3 separate regions of the Homo sapiens genome follow, and all the other regions are linked to region 3. A link is a contact called in ENCODE Hi-C or POLR2A ChIA-PET data. All regions are on one chromosome and are shown on one strand. The core of a region is the stretch at or near the end of the contact, and the rest is flanking DNA. Distances in the headings are between cores, read along the strand shown. Region 1 has its middle 43 kb from the start of ZNF326. Region 2 overlaps LRRC8B (leucine rich repeat containing 8 VRAC subunit B). Region 3 has its middle 58 kb from the start of LRRC8D.

What was found. Hi-C counts contacts between places; a loop is a spot of excess contacts on that map. ChIA-PET counts read pairs that join two places held with the same protein, here RNA polymerase II (POLR2A). Pooled maps may share reads with other maps.
Region 1: a loop to region 3 is called in a pooled map, with 7 times the contacts of the local background. The contact joins two enhancer-like sites. A Hi-C loop is called at or near these places in 2 of 37 single-sample maps with no recorded cell type and 6 of 50 pooled maps. POLR2A ChIA-PET finds 5 or more read pairs at or near these places in 5 of 52 experiments (CD8-positive, alpha-beta memory T cell, GM12878, MCF 10A and 2 more).
Region 2: a loop to region 3 is called in a pooled map, with 2.2 times the contacts of the local background. The contact joins two enhancer-like sites. A Hi-C loop is called at or near these places in 4 of 50 pooled maps. POLR2A ChIA-PET finds 5 or more read pairs at or near these places in 6 of 52 experiments (CD4-positive, alpha-beta T cell, OCI-LY7, activated CD4-positive, alpha-beta T cell and 3 more).

The regions. Positions count from the first base shown.
Region 1 is chr1:89,950,155-89,954,911 of GRCh38, forward strand. No RefSeq gene overlaps it. Among named protein-coding and RNA genes, the nearest start is that of ZNF326, 43 kb to the right of the region's middle. Within about 2 kb of position 3,262, at least 5 of the 41 ENCODE cell types and tissues checked have a DNase peak (open chromatin) inside an H3K27ac peak, as active enhancers do.
Region 2 is chr1:89,545,556-89,549,939 of GRCh38, forward strand. The region is part of intron 1 of LRRC8B (leucine rich repeat containing 8 VRAC subunit B); the gene reads left to right. LOC124904216 (a long non-coding RNA gene) reads right to left here. Exons shown (of 3, transcript XR_007066214.1): 3 at 576-979. Among named protein-coding and RNA genes, the nearest start is that of LRRC8B, 23 kb to the left of the region's middle. Within about 2 kb of position 2,278, at least 7 of the 41 ENCODE cell types and tissues checked have a DNase peak (open chromatin) inside an H3K27ac peak, as active enhancers do.
Region 3 is chr1:89,760,778-89,765,722 of GRCh38, forward strand. No RefSeq gene overlaps it. Among named protein-coding and RNA genes, the nearest start is that of LRRC8D, 58 kb to the right of the region's middle. RefSeq lists an enhancer at 1,957-2,457. Within about 2 kb of position 2,339, at least 19 of the 41 ENCODE cell types and tissues checked have a DNase peak (open chromatin) inside an H3K27ac peak, as active enhancers do.

The DNA.
Region 1 (4,757 bases), core at 2,012-4,511, 190 kb after region 3:
TGTGACTTCACATCCCAGGATTTCTACCAGCCATCATGCAGCCCCAGGTGAAATGCCTTCTCACTCCATTCTATTTCCCTCCTCAGGGCTTTGTGCTTAGGAAGCTCTGTTAATCGTTTTTGTTGGCTGGCTAACTTTGTGCCATGGGGCCAAGAGGAAAAGAAAGCATTTTTTATTTTTCTGATATCTCTTCATGGAGGCCAAAACCTAAAGGTCTCAATGATCCAGAGTCATCAAGACACAAAAAGGCAAAGGTGTCAGGACCTTTCTTTATGGACCTTGTCCCTGGATTGTGTTGCACTGTTTGCATAAAGTTAAACTTTAAATTTGCATATCTAACCTGTGGTTACCAAGTTGTTCTGGTCTGGATAATCCTTGGTTTCAGCCTGGAGCAAGCAGAGAACAATCTCCTCTCAAACTTTGTGCTGCTATTCCACCTTGAGAAGGTTTGGTTAACAAGTCAATCTTAATATTAAAGAAAAGTGATACCAGACTGGAGAAAATACTCAACACAGTACATTCCGAATGTACTTTGATAATTTTGGAGGTGGTTAGAAGCTTTGGTCCCTTTAAAGAAAGCCCCTTGGGACAGCTTGCAGACTATAGCTAGAAGCAAGTTAGAGGTTAGAGAAGTCAGTTTCTTTCTTTAAAAAAAAATTTTTTTTTAAGAGACAAGGTCTTGCTGTGTTGCCCAGGCTGGAGTGCAGTGTGCAATCATAGCTCATTGCTGCCTCAAACTCCTACCCTCAAGGGATCCTCCCACCTCAGCTTCCCCAATAGCTAGAACTATAGGCAGGCAACAGCATGTCGAGGGGCTAATTTTTTTTTTTTTTTTTTTTTTTTTTTTGTAGAGACAGGGCCTTGCTATGTTGCTCAGACTGGTCTCAAACTCCTGGCCTCAAGCGATCCTTCTGCCTCTGCCTCCCAAAGCTCTGGGATTATAGGTGTGTGTTACCGCACCAAGCCAAATAAGCCATTTTCTAAAATAAAAAGTTTTATCCTTTCTCCCTCATTCTTTCTCTTGTCACAGTGTTTTTAATTGGTTACCAAATAGCATTCTAAATAAAAAAAAATTTTTTTAATTATTAGCATACATTTTACCACTTATCTGTATATTATACAATGTTCTTTTAAAATGCAAATATGGCCAGGCAGGGTGGCTCACGCCTGTAATCCCAGCACTTTGGGAGGCTGAGGCGGGCGGATCACAAGGTTGGGAGTTCGAGACCAGCCTGGCCAACATGGTGAGACCCCCCCATCTCTACTAAAAATACAAAAAAAATTAGCCGGGCATGATGGCAGGCGCCTGTAGTCCCAGCTACTTGGGAGGCTGAGGCAGGAGAATCGCTGGAACCTGGGAGGTTCAAGTGAAGGTGAGAAAGAGAAATCAAGAATGTCAACTAGATTTATGTTTTGATCAACACATACCAGGTGACACCATTTCCTGAGAGGTAAAACAGCAACAACAAAAATAACAACTTGTATTTCAGACAAATAGAAAATTATGAAGAATAACTTAACTTCTAAAACATTCATTTGTATGTATGCTGATGCAAATTTCATTTAGAATCTGACGTTAAAATGAAGAGAGAAGGGCAAATGCATCTAAGACTTTAGAATATTTTTGGTAATAATGTGTTAGGTAAGAAAAGAATATCTGGATAAGCGATGTAACTACTCTGGCAAATGATGTTTTACATTATAATGCAAGTTAAATAGACTATTTTGCCTATGCCTGGAATTTTCCAGTGGAGGTAGATGATTTCTTAGAACAGGGATGAGTGGAAAGTTAGGGTATTTCTGAAGACCCACTAGTGAAATAGCAGTGTTTCTCCCTCAGAGATTGTTCCCTTTTTGATTCCTATGACTAATTCTGTCATTTGCAGGAGTTTAAGAAAAAGTTACATTTTTTTTCCAGCTATGTCTCTAACACATTTTTCTGGCACTGTTTATAAGCTCAAATTTCCAGTTGAAAGGATGGTTAAGATTGAATTACTCTTCAAATTCCTTTTTCCTTTCACAGTTGTTTTTCCTTGACGAAGTCTCTTTGTCACTATCAAGGTTAAGTGAAGTCACTATTGAAGGAAAGAACAGAAGGAATTTGGAATGCTTTTCCATTAACTTCTGAACCACAGTGACTTATTCCTTGAGAATCTCCAGTAAGGCTTAGGGTCTTTCGGATAAGTCATTTTGGAGAAATGTTTTCTTCTTTTGCTGTTAGGTTGACATGGCAAAAGAAATAATATTATTTGTGTTAACCTTTGTCCTAGTATGTTATTGCTCAAAGCAAGGTTGTAGATACCATGAGAATTATGCCTAAATGATACAAAATTGCATTTTCACCACCCAGTACTGCACATGGCAGATATTTGGTAGGCATTAGTTGAATTACAAATTCCAAGAATCTGCTAGAAATCGTAGATTGGTTCCTTTCATCTTGCAGATAGCGTGATGGAAGAAGAGGAGTTGAAAGCTTTTAGCTCCTAGGCAAAAAGTCACATGTTGTTTAGAAATCTCACTATTTCCTCTGAAATTGAAGGCATCATATTTTTAAGGACATTTTGTAGAGCAAGGCCCTGAATCTGAAACCACCTTTGCAGAGATTATGATAGCGAGACCAGTCTAGCATGGCTGACTCCATCTTGCTTCTAGCCTCACAGCCTGGCTGTCTTTCCTCATTGCTGGGCATAGACCAAGCTAACCATGGGAGGAATTTAGTCATATAGTCATAGTTTACCTTTTTTTTTTTTTTTTTAACTAAATAGGGATGAGGTCTTGCTATGTTGACCAGGCTGGTCTCAAACTGCTGGTCTCAAGCCATACTCCCATCTCGGCCTCCCAAAGTGCTTGAGATTACAGGCATGAGCCACCACTCCCAGCCTATAGTTTAACTTTAAAGCAAGATGATAATAGTCCTTTTCTAAAAGTAATCTCTTTATTAACAGACTGAAACCACCTTTGTAAGACTGAGAGACCACAAGATTAAGATTATGGGAGGGGCCTGAATTCTGCTAAACTACAGGCATATTTTATATAATCCTTACTGCTCAGGAGTCATGTGGTCAGAGTCATGTGGTCACAAGATTTGTGACTTCCCCAGTTGCTCATGTAGATAACATCACTAATGTAGAACCTAAAATTGGTCTTTTGAGATACTTTTCAGATTTTTACATTCTGGCAACTGATTGACCTCACCCAGACCTGAGGCTCAGGCTTCAGCCAGTCCTGTGGCCCCACCCAGAGGCTGACTCAGTGCACGTAATTGTTTTCCACACCCCTGTGATTTCATTCCTAACCTATGAGCAGCACCCCTTCCCTTGCTCCCTACCCACCAAATTATCCATAAAAACCCTGGCCTCTGAGTTGCTGGGGAGACTGATTTGAGTAATAACTTCAGTTCTGCTTGGCTGGCCTTGTGTTAATTAAACTCTTTACTGCAATAATACTGTCTCAGTGAATTGCATTTACCTGTGCAGTGGGTAAGAACCTGTTAGGCAATTACAAATCCATAAACATAGCCTTTATAATTATCTTGCTAATTCTGTATGCAAACTTCTTTAAAATTTTTTAAAAATTATTTATTGTTTTTATTTTACTTTATTTTATTTTTATTTTAGAGAAAGACAGGATCTTGTTCTGTCACCCAAGCTGGAGTACAGTGGCATGATCATAGCTCACTGTAACCTTGAACTCCTGGACTCAAGCGATCCACCTGCCTTAGCCTCCTGAGGAGCTGGGACTACAGGTGTGTGCCACCACACCTAGCTAATTTCTTTCTTTCTGTCTTTTTTGGAAAAAACAGGGTCTCGCTATGTTGCATAGGCTGGTTTTGAACTCCTGGCTTCAAGCAATCCTCTCATCTCAGCCTCCCAAAGTGCTGGGTTTACAGGCATCTGAGCCACCCCACTCCAGTTATATGTAAACTTTCAAGTTTCTATTTAGTTTGCTTGGCAGGATAAGGGAGATCCTCCCCACCCCCACTCCATCTAGGGAGAGCTTTTAGGATAAAAAAAACTCTGTGGTAGGAAGTAAACAAACATTCTCAACTGACAGACTTTTGAACTGAAAAGGGCCAGGAAGACAACAGAAACTCCTTTACCACAATGATATAATAGGGTGAAGTGAAGAACATATTAATATGCTGGGAAAAAAAAAAAAAACCCAGGCATGGGGCTAGAGTACATGCCTGTCATCCCAGCTACTCAGGAGGCTGAGGCAGGAGAATCACTTGAGCCCAGGAGTTGGAGGCCGTTCTGGGCAACATAGTGATATTTCAGCTCCAAAAATTTAAAAAGCCTGAAAAATACTTTGCTCCTGTGTTACTGACCCCCATTGTCTTTGAAAGATGAGCAATACTGATTATGGGGAAATATTTGTCCTTAGGTATTTCAGGAGGAAATTGGCCTCAGCCATCAGCCCTCACTGCCCAAGGGGGAAAAGCATTTCAAGAAGTTCCACTACAGGGGTAGCCACATTCCTCCCACTTTAGAGTCAGCAGAAGGATAAGCCAAGGGAATCTGCCTTTAACACTCAGCAGAAGCCCAAGGCATTCATCTTTGCACTTCATAAGAAGAGACAGCAGCAACTGGGACCACTTTCTCTTTTTGAGAATGGGACTGATTTCTGAGGCAAAGGGATGGGATCATTAGAAAAGGAATCTCAGAGGGAAGATCGAAGAGGAGGACAGCAGAAACCTGAGGAGACAGAGAGCAAGGTAACAGCCATTTGGGATATCTTGTAAAGGTCTAAATTGTGAG
Region 2 (4,384 bases), core at 1,028-3,527, 220 kb before region 3:
TTTGGTTAATATGCTGAATAAAATTGTTGTGTCAAATTTTAATAAACTCTATAAAACCAATTGGATATCCTTTGGTTCTTTCCCTGTTAAACGTGAATTCTTGCACTATATGTATGGTGAGAGAGGTTTCCTGCTTTCAAGGCCAATGACAGTGAGTGTTCAACTTAAGAGTTAAGAACAAGAAGACAACAATAAGACAGATGTCCCAAGAAGGCATATGACTCACAAGTTCAGTGGAAACATCGTAGGAGGTGAGGCTTGCAGGATGTGATAAGATATGGAAAGTTGAAGAAGGGGGTGGACGGGAAATGTTTGAGCAGAGGTGTATAGGAAAGAATGTATGCAGTACTGAAATCATTGCGGATGAAACGATACATCCAGGATTTGCTTCAAGACACCTGGCATGGGTGTGATATGAATTGATCATTGTTGGAGCTGGGTAAATGGTATATGGGGGACCCTTATAATATTATTCATACTTCTATATACATTAGAAAATTTCCATAGTAAGAATTTTTTTTAATAAAAATGGTATATTATGTGTTTTTTGAACAATAGGTTAGGCTAGCCTATCAGAATAGAGAGCATGTTCAAAGGCATAGTAGGAAGGGTTGGAAAAGCGGCCTGGTACCAAATTTGATGGTGGGGGAGGATTTGTGAATGTATGCTGTGGAGCCTTGGTGAGTGCTAGTAGGCACTGGTTCATTGGTTGGACTTGAGTTCTGCTTGACTGTGAGCCCAAAGTGGAGTTGCAGTCCAGTGTTGGCATCTTATCAAGAATGGCAGTAACTCCACTTTACCATCTGCTTCAGGAGTGTCAGATCTAATGTGCCATATTCAGTTCTGGAAGGCACATTTAAAGAGGACTTTTTGCGAACCAAGTTTCAATGGTGGGATATATCAAGCACGGAAGAGTAACTCACATCTTCTTAGCCATCTTCTTTCTGTCAGAACACTCCATCAGCTCATGGTTGTCTACCTGGAATAGATGTATTTTCCCTTCTTCCAAGTCTCTCTACTACTCCCTTTCAAACTCTTTGTCTTTTGAGAGCCAAAGAATAGGCAATAAAAAGCAAATTAAACACATTGCTGTGATTCCTTAGTGATATGAAGGTACATAATCACAAAGGCATCTGACTCAACCTCCTGGCAACAGACTAACAGCTGACTGAGCTATACCCAGAAAGGAGCCCTCAGTGTAGCTTTCTGAAGCAAAGTTCCTCCTCCTTCTTGCTGAAGCTATTTCTCTATAGCTAAGTAAAAAAGACAAGAGATGTATCAGAAATTTGGTTAATTGATAATATTAAGGAATTGTTAATTATTTGTATATGATTCAGTAATGATTCTAGAGCTGACACACATAAGCTTGTGAAAACTGATTGTTGTGTTATAGGAATTTTCAAGCTAGTTAAACATAGTCATTAAAAACTAAATTGTACAAACTTAAAGTACTAAAAGTAAAATAAATACTCAAAACTCTCACTTCCTAATTATTTTGCTATAATTTGTTGTTATCTATGCTCTTAAGGTTATTTATGTCTAAGGTATCTGCAGAGTAGAAGTGCTGTATAATGATGTGTGACACATCTCTTCTCAACTCCACATTCAGTGACATCATGTTGGTACTTTGAAATTGGCCATGGTGGGAATCATGGAAAATGGCAAAGAACCAGGGTCCTTTTTTTTTTTTTCTCAGAAACCTGGTTGTTAAATATTTACCAGCATGCCACTGGATATTATTATGATATTATGGTTATATCTTAAAGACTCTTTCTGTTTTAGAGATCCATACTGAAATAAGACAGAATATATCTAGAATCTGTTTCAAAATAATCCAATGAGGGTGAGTATTGTGGTGTTGAATCAGAGTGGTGGGCAGATGGGTTTCATTGCACCACTCTCTCAACCTTTGTGTATGTTTAAAATTTTCCATAATAAAATGTTAAAACAGCAATTATGGAATGTTACAATGAAAATAAATTGCCTGTACCTAGTAGACATAGATAGCAATCCAGTCTGGCACCTGTCTTTCCTTCAAACTTTGATGCCAACATTCCTTTGATAAAATCATATTCTCAAATTTTGGAGCACTTATTTTGTAAATGGTTCACATAGGTCATTGATTTTAAAGATCTGTTTCTCATTAAATAAAATCAAGAAACCACCATGTGCAGTTTATCATGCCCATCAGGGCAAAGGAATCCACTAGAGCCTTCCCAAGGACAGCAAAAAGCTTTCTTCATAGTGGGCGGGGAGGGGAGGGGGTGCGGGGCATTCATTTGTTGGATTGCAATCCTGTTTGCAAAACCAGTTGTACAAATAGGGAAAAATGAATCAAGTAATTGCTCAGAAGGCTACTTGCAGCTACATGACAGCTGTGTACCCTTTAGATTTATTTTCAGTCTAGCTGATTTGAGTCATTGCCCAAAAAAGGAGTGCTGTCAAGTGAATTGTCTTTTATGCAGATGATGACAGCCTTTCTAAATATTGCCTGGCTGATATAAGTGATTTGTTTGGAATTATTGGCCTATGAATTAAATTAGTCCTAATCCAAATGATTTTAAAAGTTCTCGCTTAGATTATATATTGATTACATTTCACAAAGAGCACAAAATAACTATATTTTTTTCTAGCATATATTTAGACATCAAATGGAAAAGCTATAGCATGAATTACTCAGAATACATCTTTTTTTTAAGTTTGAAGTTTTAATTTCATTCTTAATATCAATTTGGAGTATGGTAATAGTTTCTCCTTGGATTTGATTATGCAATAATGCATACAAACTAAATCCAGTTGACATGGAAAAATATTTATGTTGTGTAATGAATGCAAGTGGTCACTATGATTATCCCATCAAACAGAGTAGTGAGGAAATTATTAGGTTTTATAATGAGGACAGAGAAGGACAATCAGAACCTTGAGGGGGAAAGTAGTCTATTCTGTCTTATAATATTAAGTTAATGTGAGTTTCTGGTCTGTGTAGAAATACAGGCTTATTCTCTTAAGGTAACGACAAAAAAATTCAAAGCCTCAAGCAATGAAAACAGCAGATGCAAACTCAGGTTTGTTTTGACCCCTCAGTTTTGTTTCACCCTGGGCTGAAACAGATACTGCAAATAGGAATTGAGATCAGGGAAGCCAGAAGTCAGAAGAGTGTGTGTAGGAGAAAGATCATTATAACTTCTCCTCATAAGACAGAGCTGGACAGAAAAATCACCTGGAGAAACTGGGAGCCTTTGTTGACACTTTGCTGCAGTTTTTCCCATGTTAATTCCTTTGTACCAATACCCTTCAGGGCTCTGCAGGGTCCCACCACAACATACATTCTGAGAGTTTGTTTGAGGCGTATAAATACAATAGAAGTCATAGTTCCAAATTAAGTTGGAGCATGAAGATTGGGGTGTGATTGCTAAGAAAAAAGGACATATTAAGTTCCTGAAGTGAGATAATCACAGACTTGTGATTATTCACTCAAAAACTATTTACTGAGCCCCTACTATCTGGGCTAGGTGATGGGATACCACAGTGAGCCCTACAAATAGAAGCCCTGTGCTACCAGAGCTTACTGCTTACTGTGCAGAGAAAAGTGATAAACAACATAAGTATATAGTACATTAAACGGAGACAGATAATGTAGGAAAAACAAAACCAGAGCAGTTCTTCAAAATTAAATTCCCAAAGGATAACATTTTCCAACTCTATCAAAGCTAGCAAAGAGAGGAGATTGGTATTTATAAAAATACAACACATACCACATCAGAAATTCCTTCATGTTTCTATTAACCCTGTTGATATGCTAAATATATTCACTATCTCTACAACCATTAGAGAACAAAGTAAAGATGAAGTAGCTTGGAAAGGGAGCAGCTCTTTAACACTGAAGTGAAATGAAAAATATGCCCTTATGTTTTGTTAGTGAGTTGACAGTTCATGATCAGGAAGACAATGAGCACCTGCAATAGGGAGGCTGCAAGTTATTTTTAAAAAGAATGTCTTTGATTGCTTCCAATTCTATTTATCTCCAGTTGGACAATCAAGTAGAAGTCATTTGAAGAGATGTTTTGTAGTTATGTGGATGCGGATTTGCATATGTGGGTGTTTTCGAACATATAAACTTTTAATGAATTCAGTCATCTTCATAAAAAACTAAATTGTCCCAACTTTAAATGGAAATATTCTGGAAGGAAGGTATTAAATGAGTTCTTTTATATGGGAGATGGACTGAGGCTGCATTGAGTTATTTATTTTAAATAACTTTTAAAATTTTACCAAGTGCAGGTCTTTAAGTCCAACATTGGCCCAAGTCTTCAGCAAAAACAGCTTAACAAACTCATTTATATTTTTTCCTCTCCCTAGGGCTCCAGTTTGTGTTTTCAGCTGC
Region 3 (4,945 bases), core at 1,089-3,588:
CATCCAGTTTACAGTGTTTTGTTATAGCAGCCTGAGCAAGCCAGACAAGGGCCCAAGGCCTCCATCAGCACCACGTTTTATGATATGTGTTCTGTGAACCATCTGACTTCGGATCTTAGAGGAGGAGGTAGCAGAGGGATTGGTAAAATGCCGATTCCCATGGACTGCTCCAGAAATTCTGATTCCATAGATTTGGGCAGGACCTGAGAAATCTGCATTTAAAACAAACTCCTTGAGAGACTTTTTTTATTATTATTAAAGTTTGAGAACTCCCACCATGGCCCAATCTACCAAATTATAAAGGAAGAGCATGCTGGGCATGGTGGCTCATGCCTGTAATCCCAGCACTTTAGGAGGCTGAGGCGGGTAGATCACTTGAGATCAGGAGTTCGAGACCAGCCTGGCCAACATCGTGAAACCCCATCTCTACTAATAATACAAAAATTAGCTGGGTGTGGTGGTACGCGCCTATAATCCCAGCTGCTTGGGAAGCTGAGGCAGGAGAATTGCTTGAACCCAGGAGGCAGAGCTTGCAGTGAGCTGAGATCGCACCACTGCACTCCAGCCTGGGCAACAGAGTGAGAGTCCATCTCAAACAAACAAACAAAAAAGAAGAGCAGCATTAGAAAGAAAACCTGTACTGGGACAGTTGTGCCCTAAAGGGGCAAGCAAAAAGAAAGGGAATAAAGACTAGCAACAACCCAGAAGTGCTGTGAACAACAGTTTCTAAGAAGTGACCATTCTCTGTATTTATTAGGATGTGAAAGAAATGAAGTTCCCTCTCTCACACACACATTCGAGAATACAAGTCTGAGGAGAACCTGCTCTGGGTGAAGAATTTTTTTTATAATTCTCATATTCATGCTCAAGGAGCATGCACTCCTAGGCATATATTCACAAGGGGCTATGAGAGCCCTGGAGAGACCAGGTACTCTGAGGGTAGGACACATACTTTAGCAACTTGGGGGACACATTCTCAAGCTGAAATGGTGTCTCTGGAGCCCATACGAGTTGTGCCTGTGGGGGCCCCACAGACAGGGACCCTTGGCATTGCTGATAATTGAAGGGTCTGCCACAGAGGTCTCTAACATGACTTTCTACCACCATCTTTCCTGCTCACTTGCACATCAATAGACACACAGGTATATTGAGCAGCAGCTCTTCCTCACCTTGTCATCAAACAGTCTGTTTCTGCCTTCACCATTTTGCATCTGACCTTTCACAGGTAGCAAGAGAAGAGTCTAAGGAGCAGCAGGCAACGTGCTGAAGTGCAGAGCCAGGTCAAGGCTGGGTTTGTCTGAGCAGCTGGTGAGTAAGAGAGCTGTGACCAGGGCTCTGAGAAATATGGACAGGGGCCAGCCTGACAAAGACAACAAAGAACTGCCCAGGGGAAGGTGAAGAAGGTAACTGTCAACCCTTCAAAAAGTGAAATGGCGTTAGTAAGATGAAGGCCAGCCCATAAGAGATGCCAGCCAAGATGGAATAATGCGCAGATTTTCATCTAAGGGTGGGAATGACCTGTCGGCCTGATCCAGGCACACTGGCTTCTGAGATTCCCTTCCTAGCCCTGCCCACACACCCCCCACCCGACGCCCTTTCCCCAGCCTAGGTCCCTGAGTTTCTCATTCGTTGCTCACTTGTGTCTATTGTATGTCTTCTTCGTCAAAATCGAGCAGGGACTAATTAGCGGTGAAAGCAGAGACTCCAGCTCATTTCCGTTCACCTCATTATTTGTTTCTCTTTTGGGCTGAAGCCAAACAACAATCAAACATTAACATTCCCCCTGCAGAGCGGGCACACGGACACATGGGAGCATGTTACACACACCACACCCTCACAGCGTGCACACATGCACATGCACACACACACACCTGCTCCACTGCTATTCGGCTGTGCGAGGTCTCTGCGGCCCCGCTGTCTCCGGGCATCTAGGGTAACATCTCTTTCCATTTCAGACCTGGGACTGGTCTGAAACTGTATAATGGAATGGCCCTGGGCAAGCAGGGAAAGGACGTTGGGAATTTCCGGAAGCACAATCCCCCTGGCCAGCACTGGTGTTAATTAAGGGCGCTGCTGGTGTTTTGCAGGCAGCTGTTTCCTCCTCCGGCCCTCCTGTTCCCCGGGCCGCCTGGGCACCGGCGCCTGCACTCTGGCATTCATTGCTCTACCGTAAGCCTTGTTTCTAGCCGTTTTCAATCAAGTGGGAGACTGTCCAAATTTCCGTCTCAATGAAAATCAACTGTTCTAAATCTAAGCTCCCATTAAGCGTTCCAGGGGCTGGCCTGACTTGGAATTTAAGCAGCAGCGCAGCCCTCCCTGGAGTGAGCGGCGGCCGGGGCTCCAGATAAGGCGGGCCTGCCTCCTAGTGGCCAAGGTGCTGCAGGGCAGCTCTGAGGGCTGGAGGGCTGCGCAGCCGCCACCCGAGGACACGGGGAGGAGGCACAGTAAGAGAATCCTTAGAGCCTAACGCCCCCTTCTCCGTCGCTCTCGAGCCGCTCCAGTCCCCAAGTCCCATCCCCTTTCCTTCCCCGACATCTCTCCTCGTTGCCTCACTCTGGCTCCGTCGAACTGCAGTGGTCTGTTAGCTGGACTCTATCTCCAGCTTCTGTATCGAATCCATGCACCTCGCTGCCAATTCGTCTTCCGGACGCTCGTTGTCAGTCCTCTGTGATCTCTAATTAAGGCTCTGCTGAGTCTCCTCTTTATCTATAGGGAGAATCCTCAAGCGGGGAGACACACCCTTCCTGCAGAGGCGTATCGCCAGCCACGACAAGGCGAGCCGCGTTTCTCCCCACACTCCCCAAAAAGGCGATGACCCTCCCCAGGCCGCGCTCACGCTGAACCCCTGTTGCTGAGCTGCAGTTCCTGGAGGTGTCCTGTCCTCAAATGTGGGGATGCGGGGAAAAGATTAAGAAGGTAAAAGTTCAAACCAGGCAAAAGTTCAAACCTCTTGGCACTCCACAATGTGGCCTCAAGCTTCCCTTCTAGCTTTAGTGCTAGAGTAGAATGAAATGAAGGGTTGGAATGCCAGGTGTGCTACGTTTTAGTCATGGAACTGTATGAAAGGTTCTAAATTCTAAATGTCTTTACAGGGTTGTCATGGAGACTAAAAGAGGTCGCCGGAGTATCAAATTTAGCACAATGCTTGCCACATAGTGAATGTTCAATAAATGGCAGCTGTCATTTTCCTTCCCCCGTTAGAAAGACAACTGGTTTGCTCACAGTTCTGATACCGGCCTTGAACTGAACTTTCCATCTCTGCACCTCGGCTTTTGACACCCTATTTGCCTGGAGCGTCCACTATCACCACTTTGGTTAAAGCTACTGTCACCTCCTGCAATAGACTAATTCATCTCCCTGCTCCTGCCCACAGTTATTTTTAATCTAGCCACCAGAATTTTTTTAAGTGTAAATCAGATTATGTCACTCATCTGCTCAAACCCCTATTGTAGCTCCCTATTTCACTCGGTGTAAAAGCCAAAGCACTCACCATGTCCTGGAGGCCCTACATGATCTGGCTCTTTTCCCCCTTCATGTTATTTCCCATACCTTTCTCCCTTGTTCACTCTGTTTCTTCCACAATGACCAATTGCTTTTGCTGGAAAGCACCAGCAATTTATTAATAGCCTTTGTGTTGGCTTTTCCCTCTACCTAGAATATTTTCCTCACATACCTGCATAGCTCTTTCGCTTACTTTTTCATGACTTTGTTCAGTTGTCACCTTCAAAAAAAAAAAAAAAAAAAAAAAGCCAGCCAGGCATGGCGGCTCATACCTGTAATCTCAGCACTTTGAGAGGTGAAGGCAGCAGACAGCTTGGGCCCAGGAGTTCCAGACCAGCCTGGGCAACACGGCAAAACCCCATCTCTACAAAAAATACAAAATATATTTTTCGTAGAGGACGGTGGCACACACCTATAGTCCTAGCTACTTGGGAGGCAGGAGGACTGCTTGAGCCTGGGAGGTTGAGGCTGCAGTGTGAGCCATGATCATGCCACTGCACTCCAGCCTGGGCAACAGAGCAAGACCCTGTCAAAAAAACAAATAAATAAAAGCCAATCCTGACCACATATTTAAAATTTCAAACTGCTCTACTTTCCCCCAGTACTTCCAATCCCCTTTATCTTGCCCAACTTCTCCTTTTCCATAGCACATACCATATTCCTTACTACCTTCTAAAATAATATATATAACAAAGCCAACCATTGGCAAATAAATCTCTCATAATTTGCTGATGGGAGTGTAACTTGGTACAACTACTTTGGAAATCTTTTAGAGAGTATCTACTAAAGCTAAAAATACTTTATTTTACTCTTGTATATAAATCCAACAAATTGCAAATCCAACAAAAAGGAGTACTTTTTGTCAGATTTATTTTGGTCGGTTCTGTAAATATAATATGTTATATAATATATAATAAGATATATACTTATATATTAGTCACCTACTCATATAGCTATATAATCATATAATTTATGATCTAATCATATCACATATAATAATCTTAATTACTTTAATCATTTCACTAAACTAGGAACAACCCAAATGTCAATCTACAGTAAAATGAATAAATTTTGATTTTTTTCAAACAATAAGTACACAGCACTAAAAAATAAGTTATTCATGGTATTCATTAACAACATGAATGAGTCCAGAATCTAATATTGAGCAAGAGAAGTTGGAAACCAAAAAGTACCTCCTATATGATTTAATTGATTTGAAGTTCAAGAAAGGCAAGACTTCAATGATAGAAGTCAGAATAGAGCTACTTATTTCTCTAATTGGGATATAACCTAATCTTTCTGAAAACAGGGAGAATATTCATCTTGCAGGACTGCTGTGAAAATTGCAGATAATATATATCTAACATCTAGTACCAAGTTCCTAGCACAGAATATTTGCTAACGAAATTATTGTTTGTATTCATGTGTGTTCTTAATTCATGTT